Linked DNA regions of Mus musculus: region 2 is linked to region 1. A link is a loop called in an ENCODE intact Hi-C map of the cell type or tissue named here. Cell type or tissue: left cerebral cortex. All regions are shown on one strand. Links, peaks and the distances in the headings refer to the core of each region. The heading gives the core; the rest is flanking DNA. Region 1 overlaps Nrxn3 (neurexin III). Region 2 has its middle 80 kb from the start of Nrxn3.

Region 1 (16,212 bases), core at 3,526-11,525:
AAACACGGATAACAACATAGCCAAGACAATTAAGTTACCATGAGAAAAGATTGATTTTGTCTTATGCTTATTGAGATACCATGCCTTGAAAGATTGGATAGTCCTGTTGTTTGGGGCCTGTTAGCAAGAACAGAGCATCATTGTGGGAATGAGATGTCCAAGTCAACTACTACATCATTATTCAGAGTACAGACATGGACTGGGAGACAGAAGTAGTACAGCCCCCACTGATAGAAATATCCAATGACTCCAAGACTAATTTATCATGAGGCTTCTCCTCTCAAACCTTCTACAACTAGGAAGCACTTATACAAACCAGAACACTCTCTATACTAATTGTTTTATTAACGGACACAGAAATTAATACATTTAGTTCTTTAGAAAGTTATTAGGAGGGTAGAATTAAGGCTGGAGTCTTTAAGTCACCTGTCAGGGGCCACACTGCTGGTGCTTAGTAGTGCTGTTAATCAAAACCCATTTACTATGAGTGCAAAAATCTGAGCTGTCCACTGACTCTTGCCACGTAGCCAATATCCTTTGCTTTGCTTAGCATAGACCACAGAAGACTAGACAGGCGTGAGATCTTAACGTCACTAAGAAGCACCTCTACTTTGTTAGAAACCATCTCTGGCTCTGTTGGTATTTAGAGTCAGCTGAATTGTTTTATAATCTACTCTACAATTATATTCTTCTTAATCACTTATTTGTACGGCCTCCTTCAGCTCTTAAGAGTTGACCTCATATTCTCTGAGTCTCTTGGATGGCATCTTGGCCAACCAGGTGTTAGGCCATTTCATATTGTCCCCACTGATATGTTGGTAGAAAGGGCTTATGGGTGAAGGAAATTTTAATACAGCATAGACAGATTTTAATCAAATTAAATTATTGTTTCAATTTAATAATTTCTTTTAAAATGTTGTATTTTTTTTCTTCCAGGTGTGATCAATGCTTTCCTTTCTGTTTTAGAACATCTGGCCAAATCATTATTTTGTTTTCCATGGAGACTGACAAAATGTTCACTAAATATTATTTCTTCAAACTTGGACAAATAAAAATGGAATGATACATTAATCCAGTGGTAGGATCAGATTAAGGCTTCTGCTTTTCTCCTCGTGTTCCATACTCATCACCTCTCACCAATGTTTTGATAGACAAGACATGCAATAGCTATGTTCATCTCTACTGTTAGCTACTTCCCTCAGTGTGCAATTTTGATGAAGCATTGTTTGGGTGACTGGCTTGGTCTTGTTTGTTTTGTAGTCCTGTGGAGCAAACCCATGGCCCTTTGTATGTCAAGAAAATGGTCTACCACTGAACTCTTTAGAATTCTTGTAAATTCAGACTGACCTTTTGTTCTTGCTGTAGCACAAGTAGAGCTTGAACTTGTGTGTCTTACCTCAGAGTAGATGTAGCTGAGATCCCAGCTCTGGCCACTTTCCAGAGTCTTGTGGACATTATCCTCATCTGTAATGTACAGATCATCCTAGAACTACTTCTTAGGGTTGGAGTGAGGATTCACTAACTACATGCTGAGAATTCCATTTAAACTCTGTTCTTGACAAAAGAAAGAACGACCATAACAAGTCTACTTTGGGCTTTGAAATCAAACTTTTCTTTCAAATTTTACTTGTCAATTTTTTTTTCTCACTCTGAATTATGTTTCAAATTTCTTACTTTTTCTCTGAGAGTTCATTCCAGGGAACTCACTTGCCACATCACCAAAGATTTAGTTATTTTATTTATTCCCTTTAATCTGATCATTTATAATCGATTCCAGTTATTGTCCTACAAAATGATATTTTGGTATGACATTAATTCTTTTTGGCTTCAGTATTTGTTACTAGGATACAATGAAGCTTGATTATTTTGGCTCCAGGCAGAGCAACATTTAATTCACTGATTTATTCCTTTATTCCTTTAATACATATTTATTGTGAAACAGAAACATAATTATAGAGACTCTTAGAGCCAGAACGAATTTTAAAATCTTTTAGATCAAACTAACCCTCATACTACAAATTTAATCATGAGCATGTAAGAAGATCAGCTGTAGACTCAGTTTATGTGACATCGTCATAGACTCAATGGGAAAAGTAAAAAGAAGAATATGTATAGTTTTTGCCTCTTTCTTGTTCCATCTCATTCACCTCAGAGGAGGAAGGAGTCATTCCTGAAATCACGGTGTTCTTAAGCATAATTTCAAATAATTTGAACCACACAGAAAGGATGATATTAATCTTCAGGCTAAAGGATGACAGCTGTTAAGTCTGTGTGAATGGCTCCAAGCTAGAGTTGACATGAGGGACATCTAGAGAGCCATACTTTGGCATCTGTAGTAGAGAAACTTGACCAGTCTTGTAGAAAGGAAACCAAATGATCCAGTGGATCATTTGCTTGTGGCTGCCTGCCAAGCCACTGCCAGGTCATCACAAAGCTTATCATCTCAGTTCTGGAGGAGAGGGGTCTGAGTTTAAGGTGCTGGCAAACATCACTTATTTTAGAGTCTTTAGGGAGGATGCTCATCTTTCTCTTCCTGACTGTGTTACATGGACTACCTATAAAGACTGAGATATCTATGTGCCCACATCTGAGACCAACGGCAGACCAATCTATCAACTCTACACAAATTTATTTTGGAAAGCCAATATATTTATTGGCTTATTATCAGAATATAGGTAATTCCAAAGCAGCCACACAACCAAAAAAAAAAACAAAACAAAACAAAACTCAATTCTTCAGAGATGATGGTGTTCCCTCTGCAGCTGTATAGATGGATTCCCTCCTTCAGTTAGCTTTCCACAACTTATTCTTATTACTTCCCATGATCACAAGACCATGTCCATCTTAGGCAGATTCTCATACAGCTGAGAAGTGGAAAGAGAAGTATATGAAGGAGAAATTAGAATCTCGGATGAGACTCTAAGGATCATTCCATTTCCTGATTCTATAAGGGAATATCAACTGGCCCAGTCTTGAGAGTCTTACACATAATCATAGATGTTCTGATGGGAATGGTTATTACGTACAGAGGACAATGTTCTATAACAGAAATCTGTCAACATCACTTGATTTGTAGATGAATCATACCAGTCTCTCCTATCTACTATGCATGCCTACTCCTTTCTGTGCCTAACTTATAGACAAGCATACATGTAATTGCCTTAAGATCCTTCTGGCAAATCCAAGATAAGTACCATCTCTCAAAGACCTTTTCCTTACTAATAACCTTTATTCTGTAAATTCATATATTCATTCTCCTTCCAGAGGTGATGATATTCATGGGTTCAGTGGATTGAGACATTTTTCAGGGTTCTGTCACTTAACCCACTTGAAATGAATTAAGGCGTCCTAAACCAGTAAGTTACAAGATTTCTCTGGGGTTCAGATTTCTCATACATAAAAAGAGAATAGTAATGTCCAACTTATAGAATTACAGTGAAAAAACCAGAGATGTAAATATAAGGGCTCAGCAAATCCAATTCTCAGAAAAATGTGCTGCCACAGTTCCAAGAACTCAGAAGACAAAGCAGATTTTAAGTAACTTTACTTTGAAGAAAAGTATACAGTTAACCTACATTGAGTCAAGAATTTGTTATCATTTGGTGATTTAGATAAAAAATGCTCTTGAGCAACTATGAAATGGTTTAATACTTAGTTCATTATTATACATAGGCAGCCATGAAACGTTTTATATTCTGATAGCCATTATATGTTAGCCATGCCTCATTTGATAATTTCTTTCTGTCAGGGCTCTGCTCCTACTTCTGGGCCCTAGCATATTTTATCACACATTGCTATGCAGTGCCAAAACCTTTAAATAACAATAAGTGATAGTTCGAGTAGCAAACCAGTGATGTTTACATCACAGGACCGAACGGGGAACAATCTGTTACAGTGGCAGGCATGGTAGTCGATGCCTGTAATTCTAGAACTTGTCATGCCTGTGCAGAAGGATTGTGGCAAGTTTAATATTAGATGCTAACCTGGAAAATATTATGAGTTCTAGGCCAATTTTGGCTACATAGCGAGACCCTGTCTCAAAACAACAAAAGCAAGCAAGCAAGCAAACAAACAAACAAAAATAAGAAACAACAAAACAAAACAAATTTTTTAAATGATGAAAATAAGCAGCACAAAGTTTACTATTCACATATTCAGAATTCTTGCTTTAGTTGTTCAAGGATTCGAGTCCCAGGCTCTATCTTAATTGAACTATGGTTTGTATGTCTTAAAGAGGAGATATTCACCCACTAAAGCATATTATTACAAATATCATGTCCATGTTTTATGTTACTATAGTGCAAATTTAATGGGATTTTCTTATGATTTGACATAATTATCTTTCTGGATTAGAAGACAACTGAAGACATGTTGACAGCAATCATAAATATGTATAACATGAAGCTGGAGTAGTTTTTAAAATACAACCTTTTCTATACCCTCTCTATATCTCATTTGTAGTCACTTTAATTCCTAGAGTTATAGGTTCTTCTTCTTTAACTCTTTTTCTTATCTACATAACTATGCTCCCTGGAATCTGTTTTCATTTTTCTGCTTAGGAAAACAACATTGATGTTAAATATACATCCTTTTTCTCTCAGTGAGCTATAATAAATGAGATGCTAAGTGACAGAATAGGCATGGTATAGCTCTGTTGCTGCCTACAATTCTTCTACCTCATTTCAAGGATCTTTCCACTTTTGGACATCTATTCAGTATTTACTTTCTCTCGTGCTGTAGTTGGAGCCTACTATTACCCTACTTTAATTGTCATCTTAAAAGCAAAACAAAAAATACAAATTAATTTCATAAATTTAATTGACTTTGGATTACTATGAGTTCTTAGAAAATAAATAATTCACAATGAAGCCTAGCTATCCCCAAAGAATATCTGCAAGTCATGTTTGTGTGCCTGTGTGTGTTTGTGTGCCTGTGTGTGTGTGTGCATGTAATAGAGGGAGAGGTGAATGAAATTTGTTCCTACCCAATGAACAGATCTTCAGTTTCCAGGTAAGTTTGTTTCTATAAGATACGCCTGCTTTCCTTCATGCAGCCATTCCACTTCTTTCAAGAAATTACTTTAAAAACATCTGCTTCTGTGCTCATAAGCATCCTATCTGCCCATCATCTCCATTCTTTTACAACATCCCCTTTCAAAAGCTCATTCAAAATGGAAAAAAAAAACCAAAAACCCAAAGCTAATATGAATTTAGATGCTGATTGTGTCCTGTCTATGAATGTTTTCCATTTTTGAAATGGCTGGGGAATTAGCGTACCTCTACCCACAGTAATTTAGAATGAGTGGAATTGGATAAGGGTCGTTTCCTCCATCTCCTGGGATTCTAAAAGCTCTGTTTCTTTTATACCTGATCGAGTCTGCCAGTTGCAAAGCTATACAATATAGTGGAGAAGTGCATATGGTTAACTATGACAATTACAATCAGTTCTTTACAATCTGCTGCTGCTATGGGATTTAAATACCATCATGGATGTCAAAAGGACAAAATATTGCCTCTGTGTTTTCTGCTTACAGGTGTTTTTATGATTGGGTTTTGCTCATAAACAGGTGGTTATATGATGAAATCCTTCCATGCATTTATCTATCTTACTTATCTCCTAACATGGCTTCTCTGGGGTATAGTTAAACATAAGCATTGGATTTCTAATGAGCTCCAAGGTTACCTCAGTGTCCCCTGAATGCGGTGCAGTGAGGTGAAAATGAATTTGCTTATGGTGAGTGAAAGGAGTTGAAATAAACATAGCCAATTAGAGAAGACTCCTTCCCACTCCCTCCTTTATCCTTCCTATATATTTTCTGTTCTGATTCAATATTTACTTCTTTTCATTTTTACCATAATAAATACTGCACCCAGTTTCCACGTACCATGTGGTCTCAAGCATGCTTTGAATAGTACTGCATGTAGACATGAGTTGGTATGGTACTGTTACATGACTGTATCCATTCCTAATGTTGCAAGTTGAATCCAAACAGTACAAATATTGCCACTGTACCATTGGCCAAGGAAGCTGGAAAGCAGGTAAGTCAATCCTTTTCCTTCACGACACCTTTTCTACAGCCTTTTTCTTTGTCTGACAGGTAAGTGTGAAGAGGTCCACAGGCACTGAAACTGTATTTGAGAGCCTTGCTCCAATCCCCAAGTGTGTCTTGCTTAAACATGTTTTGAGTTAATGACCATTTGGTAAAGCTAGCAGTCTTTAGTCCTCCTCATTCTTAACTGTCTGAAAGAATGTGTCCAACCTGCCATGCCTTATGATTGAATTATAAACCATGAAGCATAATAAAATCATTAACTTCCAGCATGTCAAGCCTGAGATTCAAGTTGCAACTCGATAAGCATTTGATGGCCTTTCCCCAGCACTTAAGGGAGCAGACCAGTATACTGCTCAAAGAGCACTTTATTATTTCTCAAGAAACTATTAGTTTTGTGGAGTTGCCTGGATATGGCTTCTATAGATCTGGGGGAAGAGGAAAGCTTGGAGAAATGAGAATGTAGAGGAGCAGACAGGAACCCAAAGGCAAAGCCATCTCTTCTCAGGAAAAGAGAGTAATGTTCTGCCTCTGGGTGCTGCTCATCCATCCTGAAAATAAGATTCACTTTTCAGCGTGGGGGATGCTGGATAAAAGCCTATGCTTTACAATTCTGATTACCCTTCCCCTTTTGTTCCCTACTATCAAAAATAATCATATTCTATAAATGTCAGTGGAGTGTGGTTAGAGAGAAGCTACACTTTTGGAGAAGCAGGTGTCAGCTCTGTCAGATCTCTATGAATAGGCCCGTCTCTACACACCTTTTACAAAGGAAGAAAGGTCATTCACCACCCTACTTGTAAAGCTGTCAGAAGATTTCAGAAAGAACTGGGGTAGGCTGTCTTTTTACATGGGAAAGAAATCTGGTTCTAGAGATATTTGGGGCAGTTCAGTGAACAAAAGATATTAATAGAATCCCCCTTGCAGCTTTTCTAAGAACAGATGTCTCATCCTCCAAGAAGGAGAGGCAGCTGTAGGGTTCCCCTGGGTTCATCCCACACAACATAAAGGTGCTATGCCGAATGTGGACAGGACACATGGGCTTCACAGCACAGTGATACTTCTGATCTTTTGCTCCCACCTGCTCATCTCTTCTTACTCCTGGAATACCATCAGTTTACTAACAGACTTCAGTTAACAGTGTGCAAGAAACTTACTCCATCACCTACAACTGAAAATAAAGCCAAAGTTTGGGGCCCTATGTTATGGCTTAAATAGCATGGAAAAAGGAGCGTCACCAAAGATGATTTAGCAAAGCATTTCCCAGAATTTTTCAGACTACATCTCTGATGGTGGGTGAAAAGAAAGGAATGTCAGCCCTCTGGTGGTTGGCATGGGTAAATACACTGAACTGGATCATTTCAATAAGCAGGGAATATCTTCAATCTGCTGCATTTAGAATAGAGTCTTTATTTCAACCAACTAATGAGATTATAAATGTTTATGGTTGCTGAGCTTTCTCAAGGGCAATACATGTAGAGTCTTTTACTAAGCTTCTGCTGTGGCTTGATGATAGACTAATCAAAACTCAAGTTGTTATTGATTTGTAAGACACAGAACTTAAAAATAACTAGATAGCAAGAATATGTAAGTCTACAGGTTCTTAAGACCAAAGATTAGAGAAGAGAGTCCCCTTCTTACTAAACTAGGTTTCCTAGAAGAGTCACTTTCGAGGAGGTGGGTAAAACATGCCTTGAAGTATGGGCTAGAAGTTAAAATGAACATTTAAAAGAGCAGGGGATCAGGGACAGTCCTAGGACCTATACCTTCAAATTGGCCAGGGGAAACAAGGACAGGTTTTGCTTTAGAAATGGGCATCAAGAAAGTGTGGATATATACTGGTAAATGTATGATGTTTACAGAAGGTAAATAAATGAGAAGGTGGTTGCATACATATTTAAAGTACATTGCTATAAAATTGAATCGGTAGGGCATGGGTATTCATTCTGAAGCTAGCAGCAGTGTAGCCTCTGGACTTCCAGACTTCAGAATGAGGCATATAGAGTCATAGTCCAGGCCTGGCACCTATGTGTTCTCAGGCAAGTTACTCAGCCTCCCTGTGAACACTTATCCATCCATTAAACTAAGATAACACTGGGATCTGGGATTATGGCTTGGTCATCACTTGCTATGCAAGTGTGGAGATCTGAGTTTGGACCTCCAGCATCCACATGAAGGCTAGATCTGGCATGACTGCAATTCCATTGCCTGGAGGTAAAGAGAGGAGATCTCTGGCGCTGACTGGAGAGTCATTCTTGCTGAACAGGTGAGCTCCAGTTTGAAGGGAATACTTATTCACAAGAACAAGGTAAAGAACAATAGGGTATACCTAATGTCTACTTCTGACCTGCACATGCACACACACACACACACACACACACACACACACACACACACAAAGATGAAAATGTAGTTTCAGACTCTCAGATGGAAACATTGTGTAGCTCCAAGAAGTAGGAAGTGAAAACGAGGGAAGGTCCAGAATATACCAAACCTGTGCCTCACCCTGGCGATGTAGAGTGCCTAATAGATTTTCTAAAGCAAATGTATGAATTTGGTGGGTGGTGAACAGATGTCACTCAAGGACTTCCAGCCTAAACACTGATTCTTAAATGTACCGAATGACCCACACGAAGCAGATAAGGAGACAGTAATAGCACAAAAGTATGTTTGATGTCCAAAACCAAGTTTAAATTCGGTTCAAGCTGTTCTGTTCTGTGTAAAAAATGAAAATATTGTTGCTTTAAGTAATGTAGTCTATCATTGAAACAGCTCTCTCAAGCTCTTTCTCTAAAGCTCCTTGAGGAGGTGTGGGGTTGGATTTTGGGTGGATGGAGAATAGCAGAGGGGTAGTAACCATTTCCCACAGTCAATATGTCAGCTCTTCAAAGTTGCTGTGAGAAAACTGAACAAAGATCATAGCCTGAGTGTGAAAAGGGGTGGGGACTTCGGGGAACAAGAGGCTTGAAGTTGAATTCAACCCATTCTAATAGTAAGGGGTGGGAAGGAAAGTTGACAGCAAATATTTCAGGAAGAACAGGCCCAAGAACACCCTGTGCCCAAGCACTGTAACCTTCTATAAGCCACATGCAGAGAAGGGAGGTAAAGACTGAGGTTAGCAGGGTTTGAAAGGCAAAATGTAATTGCTTCCCCTTAATTAACTCAAACAATGTATGGCAGGTTATATTAACATCCCTGTACTGTAGCTTAGAAAGACTGTAGGCCACCACTGAGGGGAGGGATGAGGAGAGAGAAAGGGAGAGAGAGAGAGAGAGAGAGAGAGAGAGAGAGAGAGAGAGAGAGAGAGAGAGAGGCCTTGAAGCCTTCTAATTTTACAGATGAGAGAACAGGCTTTAGAGGAAATACAGAGCTTGTCCCAGGTTTTGAGAGCTCCTGGTGACAAAGCTTGTATTAGACCTCAGGTCTGATCAATTTCACATTCTCTCCAACATGCTGTATATGATGGAATCTATGGTGATTCACATTAGCCCATGAGGTAAAACTTACTTTAGCGCATTTGAATCCAGATTAAAGTTTGATGTATTCTTTGAAAGAGGTTCATTTAAAAGAAATGTAAGATGAGGACAGATTCCTACAAGTAAGTTGCCTTCTAACCTCCACATGTGTCCTGTAATATCTGCACACTTGCACATTTGGGAGCATGGGCACAAACATACAAACAAATGGTTGCACACACAAATAATCACATAGAAAAGTAATTACATTAATGTAATAAAAAGTTTAAAACAGGACTTTTTCTATACAGCTTTTTTCCTTTAAATATTACAGGTTTTGTAGAAAGAAAGGAATGGATATGTAGTTGCTGTATAGGAGATGGAGTAGGGAAGTTATCAGGATGGACCAAGCATCTTGTGACACTGATCATATAACATTGATGTTACCACCACTGGAGAAAAATATGATCAAATCACAGCTTCAAAATTTCCATTGGTTTTATATATATATATATATATATATATATATATATATATATATATGTGTGTGTGTGTGTGTGTGTGTGTATTTGCATATATATATATATATATGTGTGTATATATATTTGCATATATATGAAGCTATTCGTGTGATATAGGATGTAGGAAAAATGGGAAGTAATAAAGATAAAATTCCCCTCATGTTTTAGTCATTTTATGAGAAATTTATGAACAGTCCCAAAAGAATGTTAATATAATTGTCAATTTTATTTTGCCTTATAATTTGACAAGTCCTTCAGACTTTGTGTACTCTTTCTGTGCCTGAAGGTATGACTAGATCGGTACATTTTATAGAACCTTTTGTCACGATATCAATTGGGAGAAAATTCTTCAGTAGCCTTTGGTATGGGTAGCGTGTTACATGATAGTCTCTATTGAGTTATCGGTAGAAATGAGTATATGGATAAACAGATATTGAAATGGGACCTCTACTCAGTGCCTTATTAATATATACATACATACATACATACATACATACACATATTATTTGTATATATTGCTGGGGAGCAATGATCTGAAATATAAATACTCTCATCTGGTCACCTTCAGGATCCAAATGTAATAGCATTGAATAATGAGTTGGGCAGAGATTCATATATGAGGTTCTTACAGGCCTGTGAAGAGTCTTTAGGACCATGCCTGAGTGTAGCTCTCCTTAGACCTGTGTGATAATTTAGTGGAATGTCAGTTCTACTTCTCATCATTAAACATTCTTGAGCCACAGGTGCTTCCACGGAACCAGAAAGTACAAAACTTTGCACATGAAAAAAAAAAAGCCCATAAGTATGCTTGTTATATAAAGGAAGGCTGGGACCCAGAAGAACCAGTAATTCCTCAAGCTCTCAGTGTGATAGACCTGGATTGGGTGAGAAATAGCAGGAGTCACTCATATATAAAGAAAAATAAAAATGAGGAATAAGAACTCAGGGTGACTCTAAGCCAAACCACACGATGAGTGTGAAGCATATGCTGAGATGAAGAACTTTATTTTAAATCTTCATTGCTTTAGTGGAAGCAAGGTTATCTTTGAGTATGTCAAGTGGTAACACTTGTTTAATTCGAAAGGCAACACTTACGTGACATATTTAACTATTAACAATTATTATAAATTTGCATCTTATTACAATGACATTGTCCTAGTTGACATAAAATGACATTACCTAACTGGAGAAGAGCATTTGCTGGCTAACCAGAAGATCTGAATTAGACCCCAGGACTCACAGTGTGGAAAGAACACCAGTAAGTTCATCAAGTTGTTACTTCCACGTGTGCACCATGCCACAAGCACATTCTACCCACCCATGTGTACACGCATGCACATGATTAAGTATAATAAATTAACAAGAGATTTTAGGTTGCTTTTACAAATGGAGATAATAATTAAACACCCCATGTGTAGGAAGGCATAGAAAAATGATTCCTATTAATTATATTTAATTTAAATTATATTTCTATCTGAATACCATGGAAAGAAGTAGGGCACACTTAGGACTTTTGTGTAAACAGCTTCATTATCTCCAGGTAGAGAATGGGCTATTTTCCAGAATATGTGAAATGGCAAAAGCAGAATGCTCGATCATCTCACTTTCATCTCGTTGATGTTCAAGAGTCCCCTGTCCCAGATTTATAGTGCTTTCCTTACCCATCCATCATTGTTAATGTGCCAATACTCTGAATGCTGGAAGACTGGAATTGACTGCCCGAGTCAGTTTCTTCCCAGTAGAGGTAGTTTATCATCTTTGCGGTTGTTGGTGTATATTATTAAACATGTTTTATAATTGACAGTGATTATAAATTAGCACATTACCACAATGGCATTTTCCTAATTGGCTATATTGATAGATGTGTTTGGAGTGGGTAAATTCCTGACTGTAAGCCAAGTGTCCATCTGAGAGAGTGTTGAGACCATCCTCAGGCCAGAAGAGAAACTCTCCACTCCACAGGTTCCCCCTTACTATATCTTTCTGTCCCTCTGTCACTGGTAGACATGACTCTCAGATTCGTAAGTTTCCACCTATGCTCCCCTTTGACAAAATTTCTGGGAAACCCTGGTTAATAAAGACATGGGGTTTCAAGACTGAAGAGATGACTTTAATCTGGCTATGCCATGGAACAGATGAGCAGCATCCCTCCAAACCTGTTTCCTTGATAAAATCTGTGGATTAAATTAATGTGTCTCTCAGGGTTATGTTATACCCAACATTAAACATGGTAGGTATGTAATATTTTATTCATTACCAAGTATATGGTAATTTCTCAATATATATTGGTAATTATCTTAGTTCTATATTGCATAAAATATAACATTAAATTAATAAGCATTATCTGATATTGCTCATTATTGAATTTAATGTACAGCTACCATCTCTAAATTTGAGAAATCACTCACTCTCTAGAACTCTAATAACACTGTCCCCTAAAGACAATCTTTCCATTGAAATAAACAATTTATCTTCCCAATGTACAATCTGCCAGGTCCACAACTACTTCTTTTTTTAATTAATCTCCTGACATCTACCCTGCTGATGTTATCCTCCTAGCATCTAAAGTCCTCATTTCTCTTTACCATTCTCTTTCATGTTATACACTGAACTAGGAAAAGACACCAGTAGACTTTTTCACAATAAAAGTCCATGCTAGTGTTCTGAAGATGTTGCAGCAGAGATTTAGTTGAAGCATATAACATCTATATTCAAGCTAGGAGTGATAGGTGTCTCCCTGACATTCAATTCCTTCTGCTGCCTCTGAAATCATTGTCAAGCATATAAGAATATGCCCCATAGTCACAAGGTAGACTTTAATTCTATCTCCTGAAATCCACTTAGTCAAGATCAAGGGTTCTCCAATTACATATTCTGTTATTTCCTAGCTATCATATATGCTCAGCATCTGTCATCAGCAGAATTTGCTCTAATTTTTCCTCCTATCACAAGTTTCTGCAACTTACCAGAAAACCTTACCAAGTATGCTTCACTTCAGATATCATAGTTATTTGTGGGTCTTGCTTAGAAGCATTAGTGGCCAGTGATTATTGTAGGCAGTTGCTACACATGACTTTCTGTCAGCTTTACTTTTTTAATTTCATAAAATTCTGTGTAGTACCACAGTTAATCAGCAAAAACATCTGTTAACTTCTCTCAAACAGGCTACATTTCAATGGTAGGTGAATTTGTACGAGTTTAATCTAACAAATATGTTTGGAATGCCAGCAGTGAATGAATTAAATTAATATTTATTGAGAACCTACATGTTGTAGTCATTTGCTTGCTCTTTTGATTATATATATATATACGATCTGGCTTGACTCTTTGAATCATCCAGTGGGATACATAATCTAGACCTTTTCAAATGAATTAATTAAGATTCATAGAGGAGATATATTTTTGTTTAATACATCCAATTAATAGGCGGAAGAAGTATGAGTTGAATTAAAAGTTTCCTGGGTTTGAAATCTCTTGGTTTTCTTCAAAGATAGGATTTTACTAAGCATGTGTTATGATGATAGGTTGGTAAGGAAGTATATGAATACAGTCCACAATTCTGCACCTGATTTATAAAATCTTGGAGTAAACTATTTTTGTTTGTTGTTGTTGTTGTTGTTGCTTAGTTTTTTAACCAGAGGATTCAAAGTTCTGTAGAGATGTGTTTATGACATTAACTGGATCGAAGAGAGGTAAAGGAAATGATATAGAACAAACCCTTTACCTACCCCAAAGTTGTCTGCTGATGTTTGTTAATGTCTTCTCATAATTGTACAGACTGGGGGGTGGGGAAGGATTAATGGGGAAACAGCTAGAAACTGCCCAGCTCCATATTGAAGTAAAAACTATCATCTCAGTGTCAGTTCTTGTTTCCCTAAATGATATGTGCCCACACCACTTCTCCACATAATGCTTCACCTACAAGACTGGCATTTACTGCTAGACACTGGGTTCACAGCGAGCAAAAGCTGTAGCTCAGAAACATAAAGTCCCTTTCCTACCAACTTCTAAGAGCCCAGAGGCAATGAATGTTGCTGTCAAGAATAATTTAAACAAAGGGTATCTAGTACTGTGTTTTCAAACTGAGTCCCCATTTCGATTCTACTTTGGGATATTTGACAATGATGATTCATTTGTTGCTATCTTATTTTATAGAACACATGGAATTTTCTTACAACAAAAGCGTATTCTGAATATTGCAGAGGGCTTTCTGGTCATGGCATCATACATACTAAATTTTCTTGTGGGATATGGTAATAAAGATTGTCCTGTAGTGTGGACATATTCATAGATTGTTTATAGGCACAACACAGCCACCAAATAGCCATTTGTCCTGCCCAAGCCCTGTCAGCATTTCTCTGAGTCTTTCGTCATTGGCACAATGGATAGGTCAGAATATTTTGTATTCAGGTTTTACTGCATTTCCCTAATATATTGTTTATAACTGCTTAATAAAACTCTCCAACATCATTTGCCTAAATACATGCTATAAGTAGCTTTTGGACTTTTCTACCCTTTGTCTTTATGAAAGATTGACTTCTTATATATAATTTTGCTCCAGAATGAATTCACTTATACTAAAGGCATGAAAAAGCATATATGTTATTACTAACTGACACCAGCCTCAAGCATTCAGAATACCCATAAAAGTACTCTTACACATAAAATACTTGTGAAGTAATTACCCAAAGTTTTTGCTGGCTGATCTATGAATTTAACATACATTTTGAGTGATTGGGAACTCAAGATGTTATGTATTCTCTAAACTATTTTTTAAACCAGTCAATGGCAAGGAATCCCTGTTTACTTTACAGTATCTTGCCAACAGTCCTGATATGCTCTTTCTGTTTTGCCAGATGTGGAGTTCAGTATAAGAAAAAGATTGAAAATATGTCTGAAGGTATCTAAGGCCTTCTAATACGTATTCAGCCCTATAGAAAGTCTTATGAATATAAAATAATATCTCTAAGGCTGAAGTTCACTCAGTTCTCCTTGTGTTTCCTGGTTTTCTTTTTCATCTGGGTAGCTCCATATATTATATGATAAAAAAAATATTTTCCTGTTCCATGTTAAGTATGAGACTATTTAGTCGATGTTTATAGACTAAACATCTAGAATTATGATGCCAGGAGTTAATTGCCTTTACTTCTCCCAAAAGAGGAGGTTAAGATACTTGCTGTATTTGCCAAACCTTTTCTCACTTTTTAAGACTTCTGAATATGTAGATTTTTCTTGAGGGTTTTTTTTTCCCTAAACATTTACATTGGGAAATAAGCATAATTAAGGCAAGCAAAAAAAAAAAAAAAAATCTGGGAAATCTGCATAAAGCAGTACAGATAGGTTTTTTTTTTTTTTTTTTTTTTTTTAATGCTGAGGCTTGCAATCCATGGGAAAGTATGGAGACTGTTTAAAGAATCAGATTGCTAGAAGCCATTCTGCCCCAAATTCTGTAATTACTTTAAGGAAGTCCAAGGTCTGTGCAATATAAAAGTGTAATTAAAACATGTATGTTTTATACCCCAATTTATACCCCAAAACTGGTACCTGTGATGTTCAAAACTTAATCAGGGATGTGAATATGTACTAAGAATCTAGTTGAGGCAGGAGGGAACTCTAAGCTTAGATTCAGAGGGGAAGGCAGTCAAATGAATGTAATTTATGCAGCACTGGTCTCCACAGAGGTAGTAACCTTTGAAAGATCCACAAATAAGAAAAACTTCTCTTATATGGAAGGAATGACTGACCGTGACCACACCATGCCCTCTCCTGCTTGATGTGGTTATGGTTTCTACCAATGGGAGGTAGAATTATATATAGTAAGTTTAAGAAGGAAGCTGCCTGAGTATTAATCTGAAATAAACATGTGAAGGGTGTTCTTATGGTTGAGAGGGCATAGTGTGGGTCATGATTCCTTTTTGAACAACATCAATAAGGAGTCACAGTTGAAAACATCTTTGAGTTAGGCTAGGCTAGCAGTACTGAGAGTTTCTATGCAGAGGCATTGAAGACCAAATAGTAACAATAGGGCCATCTATGACTATGGCCCTGTCAGTTGTCTAGGAAATTGAATCTTTAATGATAGTCTTCAAGGTTCCATATGTACCTGGAGCTAATAAACTTGGATGAACATAGAGGCTGATAGTGGTTGGAAGAAGTATGGTGTTTTTTTGTGAATTTACATCCTAGA
Region 2 (16,212 bases), core at 3,352-11,351, 680 kb before region 1:
ATGAGGGTTCATGAAGACAGTATATAGAATTAGGAAGCCAGGAAGCTGGAAGATAGATCCAGAGCTAGCTCACCACAGAGGATCCTGGCGATGAGTCCGATTACACTTGAGGCTCATCTACCTTCCCTTAGCTTTCACCATCAAACCCAATGCCAAGAGTGATGGAAGGGGAAGATGCAGTTGCTGGGAACTGACACTTGCTGGCGGAAGGGTTGTGAAAGAGACATTTCTTTGACATCAAGCTTAATAAATAATCCATTATCTTAAGCACACATAATTGCTTTCACAGGAATTGGAGAGTGCTCTGTTCCTAATAGTGCATTGTCCTTTGTGTGGTGGCAGCAAGAGATGATCCTGACTCTAAACAGCTATATTCATGTACAGTGTTCACAGCCACATTCCTGTGTTCAGCTACCCTGGATAATGGCTTGAAGGATTCATGACTCGAGGCTCTAAAACACAGTAGAATGTGTACAGGGCTTATTAAACCAGTGGTGATACAATTATGGAGAGGCTAGAAGTCAAGTTCACATAAGAATATGGTGGCAAATAGCACCAAGCAACAGGAGGTCATAACTGGGGTACAGAAACTGTGCTTCTTCTGGGCATATCCCAGTAGTGGGGCAAAGGAGTTACTAAGACTTCCCCAAATTGAAGGAATATCTGTTCCATCCACAGAGACGGTGAACGTAGCCTTAGCCAGTTATGTGAAAGGCTTAGTTAGCTATTCCCCTTTCCTCCTTCAGTGGGCATAATGGATCTGTAAACACAGTTTGCAAGTTACTTTTGATTCAAGATTTTAGCTAAAGATGACTGTGGAAAAACATTACAAATTCCCTTTTCCATTGTTCAATTTTGTTCAATCGCTCATCAATTCAAAACTGTATTATAGCCTTCTGTGATGAATGAGAAGCCACACAGTGTGATGGTATTGCCGACGATACTTCAAAAAAGAGAGAGATGCCTGCTCTCTGTGAGGTTAAATCTGGATAGGGGCATGGAAACAGAAAGATCTAATGTAAGATAAGACTAGGGAAGGAAATGGTTATTGTGGAAGGCGGTTATAGACGACATCTCGGAAGACATCATGGAGGAGGTAGCTTTTGATCTGAGCTTTGAGGCATGAACATAATGTTAGCTTGATGAGGAGATTGGAAGGAAGAAAAGTGAAGAGGGGGTGTTGGGCTGAGGGGGCAGCATGGGCAAAGAATAGAGGTGTGAAAGCATGTAGTAACTCAGAAAAGGTGATCAGTACACTGTGGCTGCCACTGAGGAGGTGGCTGAAGGGATGTGGCCTGAAATACTTAGTATCTCCAAGGAGAAGACTCCAAGTAATTATATAATCCTCCCACTTATGTTGGCTGGTAGGCAAAGGACCTAGAGGGGGCCAGGTTTAAAAATAACCCATTATCTGAAGCACACGTAATTGTCTCCACACAGTTTCCCTTTCTATGTAGAGCCACAGAAAACTACAGCTTATGGTGGGGTGTGTTTGTAGGCTCACATTCTATTTTTCTTTTATTTTTGAGATTGTAATATAATTACATAACTTCTTCCTTCCCTTTCCTGCATTCATTCAGGACAGTTCCAGCTCAGGCATCCCTAAACCCTAGTCCTGACGTACATATTACTTGATAGAACCTTAAGTTCCTTCTCGCTCTGGGGGAATAGCAAGGGGAATAGCAGAAATGTTTTGGGAGTCTCTTGGACAGCCCCGAACAACAAAGCCTTCCAAAGAAGGCTTCTCATGTCTGGTATTGGGGCTTTTGTTAGGTGGTCTCAGCTCTTTTTTTTTTTTTTTTAGGTTTTTCTCTTTGTGTAAGCATTGTCAGCCCAAATGGGGAAAGTTCATTTAATCTCTATATATTCATACACAGAATTATGCATATTATTGTATGCTTTTTTTACATAAAGAGTTAACAGTATGATTCCATAGGACTTTTCAGATACAATTATTATTTTGTCTAAAGAACCTCCCTTTTTTTCCTTTCTCTGATCAGATCCCTTGTAGCCTGCAATCCCCATCTCTGTTACTCCTCAACCTACTCTGGCAATGGTTCCTTTTTACTTTCCTGTTTTCTGCAGTTATTCCAAGATGTGTACTATACACACTCAGTCATTCCTAAGCATCCATATCTCACTATCTGGTTGCTAGTGTGTGGACTTCCACAGTGAACTATGCAGAAGGCCAAGTGACAATTAAACAAATATCATTGAGCTTGGCAAGAGGAGATAGATGCACTCTGAAAGTTAACTTGAATAATTTCAGACTCCGGACCTCCCACTAGAGTGAAAAATGATGTTTATTGGAGGGAAGCTTAGAATTAATCCTCCAAAATGATAGTAAAGTGAATTCTTTCCCAGTTCTGCTGTGGCTGCTCTTCTTCCCGTTTCTGCTTATTTCTTATTCTGTTTCTTATTATTGTAATGAACTCTGTTCTCCAAAATGGATAAAGTCACCATTCCTATAAGATCAGTTTTGTCTGGTGTGACCAGCTTGATCGGATCACAGTTTAGATTGCAGCTTTTGAATTCACTTGGACGTTTAACTTCTGGTGGGGGAGGGGTGAAAGGGAAATAAAAATGCCGAGTTGGCACAAAAGTAGCTGCACGGATCAGTCAGCTGTCTCCAGGCCCATTCTCTCCAGACTTACTAGTTTTTTTTATTGAGTATCAGGGTTTGAATTGCAGCGGCCATGGGGTTTCACTAGGGGTCATCGGTGTGCAGTCTGGGTGACACTCTGTGAAGAATGCTGGCTCTTCAGTACCCTGCGGAGCCGCCTGGGAGCTCTCCGTGGTGCTGAAGACAATATCCCTCTCTACGAAATTTGAGGGGAAATTGTCTCCTCAGTTCTAAAAATTTCTTTGTTTTGCACCACGAATGGGACAATATGAAATTAGAGTTTAGATGAAACCAGATCTTTAAACTTATAGAATGGATGTCCAACCTAAAATTAATGAAGATTTCACACTTTGCTTTATTATAAAACGCCAACTGATTGTTTTAGAATTTATTATAATATAATAATAATAATAATAACAATTATTATTATTACAGTTTTTGGTTTAGATGATGAGAAAATGAAAGTAAGTGCTTTGATTAGTTTCAGTGAATGTATTATTATTTATTGGAAGCACAAACAAAGAGTTATAATTCATTTATTCCACAAACTGTTAGTATGCTAAACTGTATGCTAGGCTTGGGCACACTTAAGGCTCATAAGGATCAACTGGGTGAACCCAGAATGTTGTATTTCTTAGCAAATGTTGTAATCTTGTTAGTAAGATCACTGGTCTTCAGACAATGGTTCTAGCCAAGGAGATATCAGAGAAAGTGCCTAGAGGATGTGGGGCCTCCTTTTATAACTTCTGTAAACTGGGTGTGGTTAGGTACTGATGCTTATTTGGAGTCTTGATGAGATTCTAAAGGAATTATAGTTTTCTACAATTCTACATGCACTGCATCTTCACCTCTGCCTGTTTTTTGAAACCTCTTTAAGCTTAGGTCTGAAATCAGCTTCCTGCTGGGATCTGCCTCATCCAATTTGCACAGGGGTCTTTGCACTGATTGCCTTGAGGAGTGGTCTGGGAGGATGCCTGATGTTGATATGTGCATGAATGTTCATGAAGGGTTGCAGCTGGGGATGAATATGGTAATACTTATACAACACTTACCAGACTCTGTGATTTATTCTAAGTGCTTTACATAAGTTAAATTATTTAATTATCACAACCTTTGAAGAGAGAGCAACTATTATTGTAACTATTTAAACCGTTCTAAAATTATACTCAATCAATTTATATATTCATTGTGTGTATGTGTGTAGGTTCATAGGTGTATGCATGTGGAGGTCCAGTATCTTTCAGGAGATAGTTCTCACCATCCTGTGGGTCCCGTCAATCGCAGTCAGATTGTCAGATTTGGTGGCAAACACCTTTACCCACTGACTAATCTCCATGGCCCTGTAGCTGTTTAAAAGATTTCAAAATAAGGCAATATTTTCCAATTTGTCGAAGATCTCCCAGCTGGTAGATGGTAAAGCCAGGATTTGATAGTAGGTGGTCTGCTGCCATAGTCCCTTGCCTTCAGTACTCAACCACCAAAGGCTAAAAAGAGTGTGTATGTGTCCTGAGCCTCAAAAGTGTGTATTGCATGTTTGATTTTCCCATTTTCCTGTCCTCCCTGTAGCAAATGTCTCACTCCATTTTACAGAATGACTTCTAAGAATGAGACTTATTAATGTCATTACTGAAATTTTATATACATTTTATCTGGAACCTTATCAGTGATGTTTGTCCCACTGTGTTGGAAAGCATCCATGTATTATACGCATGCCATCAGACAAAACTCAGAGCAATAGTTTTTCATGGCTCTATTTTGACTATACAGTGTGAAGTGGGTCATTTTCCCATGACATCGCATGGTTTTGTTTCATTTTTCCCACAGTAGCTATCAGCATTAAAAAATGATGTCTCCTGTGTATGTGTGCTATTGGTGTCTGGTGTCTATCATTACCTGTGGATGTAAAGTATATAAGCAGGAGCTCTGTCTTGTGTTTATTGCTTATTTCCCTGTAATTGATATTACAAATAGGGGAATGAAAATTGAACTATATCTTTGTAGACTCTTAGAAGATTAACACTGAAGGGGAGTTAGTTAACAAATAGATTTGTAAGACCAAATATAGAAGGAAGAATCCATTGTGTGGCTTGTGAAAAAGTTGTAGATAGGAAACCACTTCCAGTTAGTAAAGGCTACTGGCTCTCAGAAGCCCAAGCAAGAACACCTTGCTATGTGTGTCTGAGTATTGCATTTCTCATTGTGAGTTTTTCTCTATGATACCTTATGTTGACGTTAGAGATGAAGGAAATGAGGTGGTCATCTGAACCCATGGGCTTGCTATCCATTTTCCTTGACTTCTCTAGGAAGTTAGAAGAACATCCTGCCCCTTTCCCAGAAACCTGATGTATCACACTCACCCGTATCCAACATATTCAATCAATTTTATAGACTTCCCAGTAATTTTCTTATATGCTTTTTTGGCATAATAGTGCCAACTTCCTCATTTACCAGAGACTGTAGATTCATAGGTTAATTCCCAGTTTGGAAGCAGATGCATCAGAGTATTTGGTGGGGGAAGAGGTCGATTCCCTTGTCCCCATAGTTACATGCCAGATTTTTGTATTTTGAGGTTTCCTTGGTCAACAATGTATTTTCACTATCTAAAATGTATTTTTACCATCAGTGTGTGTGAACATTAGTCACTGAACCCTGTCCCTCTTCATCAGCCTTCACGCAGGACTCTAGTTTGCCTGGGAGGCGGATTTTAGAGTAGAACTTCTGTCTCCTAGAGTCTGAATAACCACTACTTCATCCAGGGAGTAGTGGAAAACATGAGTGTAGAAAAGGAAGGATTCTAAAGGGAGTGTAGAAAAGGAAGGTATAAAAGGCACAGTCTGAGAAGCGGTGCACTACGAGTGAGGGAAAGAAAGAAGCAAGGTAATGAAGCTCATATCTATAACACAAGATCCATTCTTGAAGGACCTGAGGCTAAAATCTTTTGGACCATACCTTTAATTATATCGGAGGACAAGGAAGTGAACCTGTCCTGAAGCTTAGGTTTGAATTCCTTCTCTAAACTTCTTTTCCAGCTTCAAAATTTCCTCTTTTTTGTTTTGTTTTGTTTTGTTTTGGTTTGGTTTGGTTTGGTTTGGTTTGGTTGGTTGGTTTTTTGAGGCAGGGTTTCTCTGTATAGCACTGGCTGTCCTGGAACTCACTCTATAGACCAGGCTGGCTTTGAACTAAAAAATCCACCTGCCTCTGCCTCCCAAGTGCTGGGATTAAAGGCATGCACCACCACTGCCTGGCAAGAATTCCTCTTAATATTAAATGAGATGACATGTGTCAAGCATATGGGGCAGAATAGATGCCACTCTTGCGGGAAGTATCATCAGTTTCTTAAGTGCCCAAATTCTTACATTTTTTTAACTTATTGTTTGCAGGTTTTAGGTATTATAAAACTGATTATCTCTACATTTTTATCTCTCTTTTGGTTTGAGATTTATGTATATGTACATGCAGATACCTTCTGAATGCTGACATTAAAGACATATACTACCATGTCTGGCTTCTGCCTTAATTTTTGAGACAAAGTCTCTTATTGAACCTGTAACCTCACTAATTTGGCTCAACTGGCTGGCCACTGAGCTTCAGGGATCTGCCTGTCTCTGACCCTCCTCCCCTACCCCAGCACAGAGATTACAGATGCTGCTATCCTCATATTTCTATATGGGTCCTGAGCAGCTGAACTTAGGCACTCATATGTGCAGTGCAAAAATTTGTCCAACTGAGCCATCTCCCAGTTCCCTGAAGAACAGACTTTTGTAAGAATGGGTGGTTATATGTTTTGCTTGCAGAGATATTATTGAGATGTTGTATCACTCTGCATTTGCCTAATATGTACTATGCTTTACCCTTTGCTGTCTTGTGAGGAAGGACTTCCTGTAAGAGGAGTATGCAATGGGCATAAGGAGTAACATTTTAGAATACAAGTGCCTAGGTTGGTATAGAAAAGGGTCATAATGAGTTTTAGTGATTTCTTCAGCAAACATATATGACTGGGTGGCAAAATAACTCCAACCATAGAGTCTTGAGGAACTTCCTGGTGAGTAAAGGTTTGACTTGGAAGAATATAAGAATCCAGGGGAATGTTGAGCACACAACTATGGAAGCTCTGGTCTGAGGAGGCGAAAATAGAATGAATGAAGATTGTGGGAAGGAAAGAGAAAGGCTCAAGTTGCAAGGAGAGTGGATCAAGGAGTGGGCTTGTAAGCAGAGCAAAGAGCTGGGGGCGGCTGAGTGGTTTCAGGAAAGCAGATGGTGATCCCTGGGAAGGAGGTGCAGATGGCAGTGATGGAGAGGAGGCAGCGTGGGGTGAAGAACAGCCCCAGCTTGGACACTCCAGGAGGAGAGATGCTGGAACACAAAACTCCCCACGCTGGGTGAGCTCTCTGACTCATCTAGCTCCCAGTGTGGCATCTGACAAGGGTACAAGTAGGAAGGCTATGGGAATCTCTGTGTGTTTCTCTGAAGGAACCTGAGGGGTTAGGCATGAACCTCAAACATCCAGGAATTCCTGGGGAAGTAAAAAAAAAAAGAGCACCCAAAGCATTCTATATTCAAAGCCAGGCTTGCACATGGTACTTTTCTTGCTTGTCTGATCTTACAAGACATGCATTTTTAAAAGATGAATGAAGCTTTTCATAATGGATCATACCTCTAACTCTAGTGCTTATGAGGTTAAGACAAGAGAATGACGTGTTCCAGATCAGCCTGAGATGTAGAGTGAGGCTGTATGTCATCCCCTCCCAACAAATAATAAAATTAAACGAAATATAAGAGGAGTAGAGGGATGAGAAGATAGGTCAATTGATAAAGCGATTACCATGCCAGTATAAGTATCCAAGTCTGAGCCTCAACCTGTGTGAAAAAGTCAGGCATGGAGGGCCTTTGACTTGGAAGAATGTAAGAGTTCAGGGGAATGTTGAGCAGCCAAACCATGGATGCTGTGGTCTGAGGAGGTGAAGACCTAGCCCTCAGAGGTGGAGATGGGCTCATTGACCTATCCAGATATATCACTTGGTAAACTCCAGGCTAACAGGTGAACCTGTCTCTGAAACAAAATAGATAGGTTCTGAGAAATGACATCAGAGGTTGATCTCCGGCAGGTTCACCTCTACCCACATTCATGTGCACACCCGTGAACAAATACACACGTACAAATGCCCAGGAGGCTGGAGTAGAAAATATTTTTTAAAAAATCCCTTTAAGCTATAGGACTCTGTAGTTCTGAGACATACTTGAAACTCTAGGTTATCTGAGAGATGTAGGCTTGTACGTCTATTAGTACAAGAGACATCTGTGAACATGAAGAGCAGTGACTCATTTCCTTTGCAGGGTGCTGAATTTGAGGTAGATTTTAGTGCTTCCTGATGCATTGTGGGAAGGATGATTTGGCCCTGATGTAAAGATTTTCTAATACTGAAGCTATTCAGATGGGTTGGTTAGCTTTGTAAGGGAATGAGTTTCATGCTCCAGGAACAGATCAATCCGAGTTTGAAAATATGTTTACAGTTGTTATAAAGAGGATCCCATCTCCATACTTTAAGAAAGATGCTTTCCTGGAGATGTCTTGACCATATGATTAAATGGCAAATAGAAGTGAAACCCAACATGTATTTCTTCCATAAAAATACCTCATGAGCTTTTCTTAGTGCAAATAGGTATCTAGTGAGGGATGGGCTGGAATAATATAAGCTTATAATACACTTGATTAAGAAATATTAAGCAGGTCTCTTTCCTGTAGGGCTCTTTTGAAATGTATTTGTGCAGTTCTCTCTCTCTCTCTCTCTCTCTCTCTCTCTCTCTCTCTCTCTCTCTCTCTCTCTCTCTCTCCCTTCCCTCCCTCCCTCCCTCCCTCCCTCCCTCCCTCCCTCCCTCCCTCCTTCCTTCCTTCCTTCCTTCCTTCCTTCCTTCCTTCCTTCCTTTCTTTCTTTTTGGGTCAACTTTACACAAGTTAGTCATTTGAGAAGAGAAACTTCATCTGAGAAAATGCCTCCAGCATATCGGTTGGTAGGCAAGTCTTTGGAACATTTTCTTGATTAAGAGTTAGTGTGAGTGGGTGGTGCCATGCCTCAGCATGTAGGCCTGGATTCTGTGTGTATCACATATCTATGTAAATGTATATATCCATGCGCGTACATAATCAAGCTGAGCAAGCCATGGAGAATGACATTGCTCCATCATCACTTTCTACCTCTAGGTTCCTACCTTGAGTTCCAATCCTGATTTCCCTCAGGGAAAGACTGTAATCAGGAGTTTTAAGATGAAGCAAACTTTTTCCTCCGTAAGTCACTTTTGGTTAGCATTTTATCATAGTAATAGAAAGTCAACTAGGACATTATTATACATAATATATTTTAATATTAAAATGTATACTATGAATTTCCTAAATATATAGACAAACAGATCCTCTGACAGGAGTCTGGTTTGATAAATAAACTTTGAGAAACACTGCTTTGATCAACAGTTTTAGGTCATGATTTCTGCTGTTGCTATAAACACCATGACTAGAAGCAACTTTGGTAGAAAGGCGCTTATTTCAGGTTACACTTTCAGGTCACACTTGTCCTTGAGGGAAGTCAGAGCATTGAGGTCTGGGTGGAAACTGGAGGCAGAACCATGGCGGGACACTGCTTGCTCCCTTTCTCTCTGGCTCTCTCAACTAGCTTTCTTATATAATTAGAACGCATCTACCTAGGGATGTTTCTGCCAACTATGGGCAAGCTCTCCCATACTAATCATCCACCCATCCACCCACCCATCCACCCACCCATCCATCCACCCATCCATCCACCCATCCATCCACCCATCCATCCACCCATCCATCCACCCATCCATCCATCCATCCGACCATCCAAGAAATCCCTTATAGACATGCCCACAGGCCTAAATTATCTGGCCAATTTCTTAGTCAAGAGTCATCTCTTCCCAGGTGGTTCTAGTTAGTGTCAAATTGATAATAAAATTTAACAACCACTAGCTCCTAGTGAAAAAAATACAAATTCTCTATTATAATTGCCTAGGACTGATAGAACCTTATTTTTGTCCAAATCCTGAGATGAAGTGAGACTATGGGCAATACCATTAGACATGACTCAGCTGCCATTCTCCCTTGTGCCTCAGTATTCTTATATGTCAAATGGGGAGAAATAGTTTCAGTGCAACTCACGGTAGAGTTATTGTATTAGACTTTGAGCTTGTTTTTTTTTAAGATTTATTTTTAAAATTTTTTAATTAGTTATGTGTCTGTGTATGTGCAATTATGAATGCAAGTGCCCTTTAGAGGCCAGAAGAGGGTGCCAGATCTACTGGAGTTAGAGTTATAGGTAGTTGTACGCCACCTGATGGGAGTGTCAGGAATTGAACATGGGTCTTCTGTAAGAATAGTATTTGCTCTTTAGCACTAAGTCATCTCTCCAGCCCCTTGAACTTGAATTTGAATCCCCATAGTCATCTTTGCTGGCATGCAGATTCTAGTTCCGTGACTCCCTGGAGTGGGAGCTGATATTCTGTTCTACAAGGCCACTGTGGTGTCACAGTGACCACCTTTGACTGTTATGGGATAAAGTAGCTACATTCTGTGGTTCATCAATAGCATCTGATGGCAATGAACTTTCTGGAGTTGTTCACTCTTTTCCCTGGCGAGTCCATCTGTGCTTTCAAAGCATATTATTCATGTGGGGGAATCAAACCCGGTATCACTCCTATGTGAGGTTTGTTGTAGTCCCCTCTGAAGGGAATCCCTCTTTCTTTTTCACTCCCAACCCCCCACTGCCTACGATATGGCTCCCTAGCTAGTTAAGCTATTTTTTGAGTTTGAGTTAAAACCATTTCAGACATATTTTTAACTACGTCCTGTTCAAAAAGCTGTTAGCATTTGGCAATCATTCCATCTTGAGCTTGAATCCTGAGGAGGAATTTTTTTTAAAAACCCACAACCAAGCAAAGTATATTATTTAAAAATAGTTTTAGTGTGTGGGCCAGGACCATGGGAATACAGCTAGGGTGTGCTATGGTTTCTAAAATGACCCTTGCCTTTCCTGTCTGAACATCTGTTGGATGTGGTGTTGGGCATATGGGAGGGGATGGTTTGGGTCCTACCCAGCAGGGGGGAGAGAGAGAGAGCGAGAAGTGCCACCTACATAAAGAGCTAAAGTCATCAGTATCGATCCTGGTTGAACTTTAGAATAGGATTATCAACAATGACAGCAGGGGTCACACTTTTCTTGTCCATGATCCTGAGATAGTCCAGAAATAGGTCACTGTCACCATTAGTAAGGTAAGGATGCATTATGGAGGGACTTCTGGAAGTTGTGACCATGGGAATGTTTGTTGTATTTAACAAGTACTTATAGCAGCCTTTCCCTAATGACATCAACTGAGCACTTTACAAATATTAGATTATTCATCCCCAAAAGCTACTCTCTGTGGTCAGTATTGTCATTACCTTCCTGGCATAGAAGGCTTTGTAGCTGGTTTGTGGGCAGAGCTCAGTCCTATCCTTCAGAGTCTGGCATTGGCAAGCATCTTCTTTGCCGCTAAGCTTGGGTGTTTATTCTGAGGCATAGGCACTGACTTGTTAGTACTCAGCTCAAGAGTGGCTATGCTGTCCTAGCCGCTTCTTTGTTCTGTGAGGAGGAATAAAGTTTCAGACAGACACAAACTTACATAGTTGATTGGAGGAATGAGGACAGTTTGAAATAAACAATCAGTATCAATGAGTAAATCTCTGCCACTCAAACATTCAAGACCATTAAACACTGACTATTCCTGGACCATGTTAAGGTTTGATCCCTAAGCAGGATACTTTAGAGTTGCTTTGAAAATGGTTTGAGTGCTAGGGATGGTTTCTGCCTCAGTATATTTTTTTCTTTGTAAAGTTTGTTTTTGGTTAGGTTTCCCACTACCATCAGCCTATACAAGGTGCCCACCTTCGGGTCCTGGAGAAGAAGGATGTGGCTGCAGAGTAGACATACAGCTCTCTACCTGGATCTCCCCCAGCCTGGAGTCCATAGTCCTTTGCTGATGGTTCTTCTTAGCTGGCAAAAGGCTGATGAATTCAGGAGATGACTGGAAGGCTCGTATTGGCTGCAAGCCCTGGAGACTCTTTTGTTCCATGGGATAAGCAGGATGCTTGGAGTTAGAAACAGTTACTGGGAACTGACCTCTTCAAAGCCTGACTATTCCCAGTCCCCCCCTGGGCTGGTGCCTGCACAGAGACAAATCTTGCATTCACCTGCTGCCCTTCCTTCCTCTGCCAGACATGGTTGTCCAGATTAGGTCCTGCCTTTTTAGAATTTTGGAAGCTCTGCTATAGTCTCCATGTGACTCCCTGCTGTCTCTGTGTCCTGTGATTGGACTCTTTCAGTGCATGTTTCCTCCTTGAAAAATGCTAGGTTGCTTTATGGCACAATCTGTCATGCACAATGAATGTCTAATAAAGCTAATTAATAAGAAGTCACTTATTAATAACAAGGGAGTCATCATAACATAGAGGACAGAAAGCCAAACTGACTCCCGCAGGCCAGCAATGTAGTACTACCCTTGGGAGACAAGTGCAAGAACACAAGAAATGTTTGCAGGGGACCTTGGGCAAAATGCTTTGGGCTAATAGCATTGGGGTATATGTTTGAAATCTGCTCAGAAGTAGGGCATGTGAGGTGTTAGTGATTTTAAAAACAATACAACAGAGAAGGTTGGGGGACTGAAGAGCTTGGCTCTACTGAAGTCATGCCTTGGGGATTAGTATTGCTATCTAATGTCTATTCTAGTGGCTTGATTTTGGTGTAAGAACTCTGAGAATTGTATGATTATTTGGAGAGAGTGATGGGAACACAGAATGTAGCACCCATTTAGCCAAGAGACACGGTTCAGTTGGTAGGGTGCTTGTCTAATATGCATGAATCCCTGGATTTGACTACTAGCTATGGATAGATGGAACATGGTGTTGTGGATCTGTAATCCTGGAAGCAGGAGGTAGAGGAGGAAGCAGGAGAATCAGAAGTTCCAGGTTATCTTAGCAAATTTGAGGCTAGCTGGCTTATATCACCAGATAATGTCTCAAACAAACAAACAACAAGAACAACAAAAACCCAAGCTCCAAACAAGATAAAATAAAACAACAACCAAAAAAAAAAAAAAAACAAAAAACAACCAACATCCCCAAACCAAAAACAAATTAGCAAGTAGAAAGGAACACTCATTTAGTAGGAGGGAAACAAATGAAATCATTGATGATTTTAACCATGTTCCAAAAACAATGGGGAGACCAGACCCAGAATCTTAACAATAGAGGGTCTAGAGAGATGTCTCAGAGGCTAATAGCAATTGCTATGTAAGCATGACTTCAAACCCCCAGGACCCCCCTTAAGCTGCTGTGTAGCCCAGGGTATGTGAATAGACAGGAGGATCTCTGGGCTTCATAGCTGCCAGTCTAGCTCCCTGATCAGTGAAAGACCCTGTCCAAAGGCAAATGACAGAAAGTGATAGATCAGGATACTTGATATCCTCCTTTGGTCCTCACATAGGTCCATGTGCATTGCATATACTGGCACACATACACTATACTACACACACACACACACACACACACACATACACACACACACAAACTGGTGTAATAAAGCTACAAATTTTTTCAGTAAAAGCAACCTGAAATTTATATAGCAAGCAAGAGTCATTAGGGAATCAGAGAGAGAGATACCAAGTCTGTTTATTGAGAATTCTGATTTTATATGCACAGTTTTATTTATAAATGTGCATTGTATAAACTTCAGTAGAAGACACACTAAAAACCAACTTGCATGAGTTAAATGGAGTGCTCTGTTAGTGCCTGCCACATGCTTACTATTGTACTGGGCAGATGGTGATAACTCTAGAGATGAGGACCCAGTTCATCTCATTGGTTACTGCTCTCTTAAATTCTTCTCTGACAATAATAGCAGAAATTCTTGATACCTTTGGGGCATTTTACTATTATAGGTACTTAGCCTTGTTGCTACTCTATCTTTTGTGAATATTCATGTGCATGGTTGTGTGTGTGTGTGTGTGTGTGTGTGTGTGTGTGTGTGTGTGTGTGTGTGCGCGCACGCATGTGCGCACTTACCCCACCAGTGAATGCGTAGGCTAGAGGTTAATGTCTTTCTCGATCATTCTATGCCTTATTATCTTTTATCAAGGTGTTTGTATGTATGTATGTATGTATGTATGTATGTATGTATGTATGTGCATGTCTGTATGAGTGTATGCCATATGTCTGAAGAGTCTAGAAAAGTGTATTGAATGCCCTAGACCTAAAGTTATAAAGCATTGGTTAACTTCCCCAAAGTGGTTACCAGGAAGTGAACTCTGCCTTGGGTTCTCTGTAAGAGCAGGAAGTGCTCTTATAAATGAGCCATCTTTCCAGTGCCACACAACTTGTCTATTGAGATAGAGTCTCTCACTGGGACCTGGAACTCATGATTTAGCTAGGCTAGCTGGCAGGTATGTCTCATTGATATGCTTGTCTCTATGTCCCTAGTTCTAGGATTATAAGTCACACCACTGCATTCGGATTTTTACATGGGTCCTGGGGAACTCAGGTGCTCATGCCTGCCTGACAAGTACTTCATTGACTGACTGACTTATCTCTCCAACCCTTCCCCTTAAGGCTTTTGTCTTCACATTCCTTGAGCCTTTTACTGATGGGTTACATCTTCTGAATTTTCCTGATGTATTCTGGGAACAAATAAGGTACACAGGCTTTGAGGAAGGCTTGCTAAGGAGGACCTAGATGTGGAACCAGGACAGTTTAGGTCTAGAGTAAACAGGCAGAGTTGAAAATCTGTATATAAGATTAATTCATGAAGACATATTTGTTTGTGTTCCTATGTGTGCTGGTTGCATGGGGGTATTGAAGAATGGAACACACACACACACACACACACACACACAAGTGAGATTGTTATCTAAACGGCCAAACACACTATAATATAGACTCTGCGACTGTCTGTGACCACCTAGGGTTGGCCCAAATGCAGCTAGTTTACTATGCTTATATTATATTATTACCTAATATATTCTGTCTCCAGATTAGAATAACTGCTCACTTATTGACAGTCCCATTGGATGTCTTTTACACTATTCTATATTACTTTCCTTTTCTTTATATGAGCACACCTCTACCTCTATCCAAAGGACTGAAGATTTATTGGGCCAGGGACCGTGACAGATACGTTTGGTGTCTTGTGAGCCTGATACTTGGGACACACAGCGTTAATGATGCCTGGGGTGGGAGAATGCTAGGATGCTGGGAAAGTGTGCTGCAGGAAGCACAGACCTAATAACTGCCATCCTGGGAGGGGAAGCATAGTAGCCCTAGTTCTGGATTTATGTAGACCTGGTTTTAAATTTCTGGCCAGCTATTTCTGTCCACAGGGTCTCCAGAAACATTTGCAAAGCTCAAGATGGACTCCAGTTAGTACTAGCCTCAGTGGACTGAAAAAGATGCTGGTCTGTAGCAATGCTTGACAGCTGTTAATGGCTATTATTGCCATTGGCATTGGCCTGAAGAACATCACTGTTTGAATACATCCTTGTAAAGATGGGGTAGGAGTTGAAAGGACTTGGGGATGTTTTCTTGCTATGGGCACCAAGGTCTGACACTGAGCAAAACCTCTGTGATTGTTGCCACCCACTGTCATCCGTTGTTTAAGCTGGACTAGGGGAATGCTTCCTCACAGAGACTAGTTATCAAATTGGTGACAGATCTCTGAGGGATTTGGAGTGTGGTAGAGATGCCTGGACCCTGTGCTCTGGGTACAAGTCAGGGTAGACACCTCCTTCTGACCCCCTAAAGCTTGAGTCTAGTCTCTACATCCTTTGGCTTTCAGCTGCTCTGGGATAGACTTAGCTATACTGTGGGTCTGTTTTCTGGGGTGAGGGCCCACTGAATGGAAGTATCATTTGTCACTTTCATTTCGATGTCCCTGGCTGCCTGCCCTTGTGTCTCATCTAGATCCAGCAGTCAGAGGTGTTTGTTGAAGGAATGGTTTCCTGTCCTAGTTACAGCCTCGAACTCCACCAGATGCTCAAAGATTGCCCTGATTTTGCAAAGGAAAGTGACTATTCAGAGAAACTGAGGCACACATTAGGTTAGTATCCTCTCTACCTCAGTCAGCAGTGAACAAGTGCACCAAGGAGGAGGTGGGCAGTCCTTTTATTGTACAGGAGTGCAGGAGTGTGAGGATTTCTTTTCTTTTCCTTTCTTTCTTTCTTTCTTTCTTTTTTTAAATCTTTATTTGGAGTCTTGCTCCAGTTCTGGAGAGGAACTCTTCTCTCAGGCTGGGGTGAGGGCGAATGATACTCACTCACAGAGAGCTCGCTTCAGAGCGCCCCTTCCCTGGTAATATCTTCTCAGCTGTTTGTAAAACACCCAGGGAGGAGGTGAAGCCCTAAGCCAGGCAGCCTAGCTGTCTCTTTAAATGCCGGGGTCTGTGTGGGAGAGGGAGGGGCCAACTCTGGAGTGCGTGAAATTCCTGGGCTCCTCTGGCAGTCTCTGGCTCAGAGCGCAGCCCTACACATCTCCTCTTGCATGCAACTCACTGAGCGAG

What was found. A loop is a pair of places that touch in the nucleus more often than their neighbours do. Peaks named below come from ENCODE experiments on the same cell type or tissue, not always from the same donor. Only the 100,000 strongest peaks of a DNase experiment are listed, where the experiment ranks them.
Region 2: it touches region 1 in a loop (15-fold over the local background); 4 of 42 quality-filtered maps call a loop at or near these places.

The regions. Positions count from the first base shown.
Region 1 is chr12:89,388,347-89,404,558 of GRCm38, forward strand. The region is part of intron 9 of Nrxn3 (neurexin III); the gene reads left to right. Among named protein-coding and RNA genes, the nearest start is that of Gm40537, 420 kb to the left of the region's middle. In left cerebral cortex, for the core only: a CTCF peak has its summit at 7,379 (motif pointing left); DNase peaks (open chromatin) are centred at 3,847, 6,953 and 8,690; H3K27ac peaks cover 2,798 bases.
Region 2 is chr12:88,706,724-88,722,935 of GRCm38, forward strand. It overlaps a transcript of Nrxn3 not described here. Among named protein-coding and RNA genes, the nearest start is that of Nrxn3, 80 kb to the right of the region's middle. In left cerebral cortex, for the core only: a CTCF peak has its summit at 9,978; DNase peaks (open chromatin) are centred at 6,900, 7,941 and 10,398; H3K27ac peaks cover 593 bases.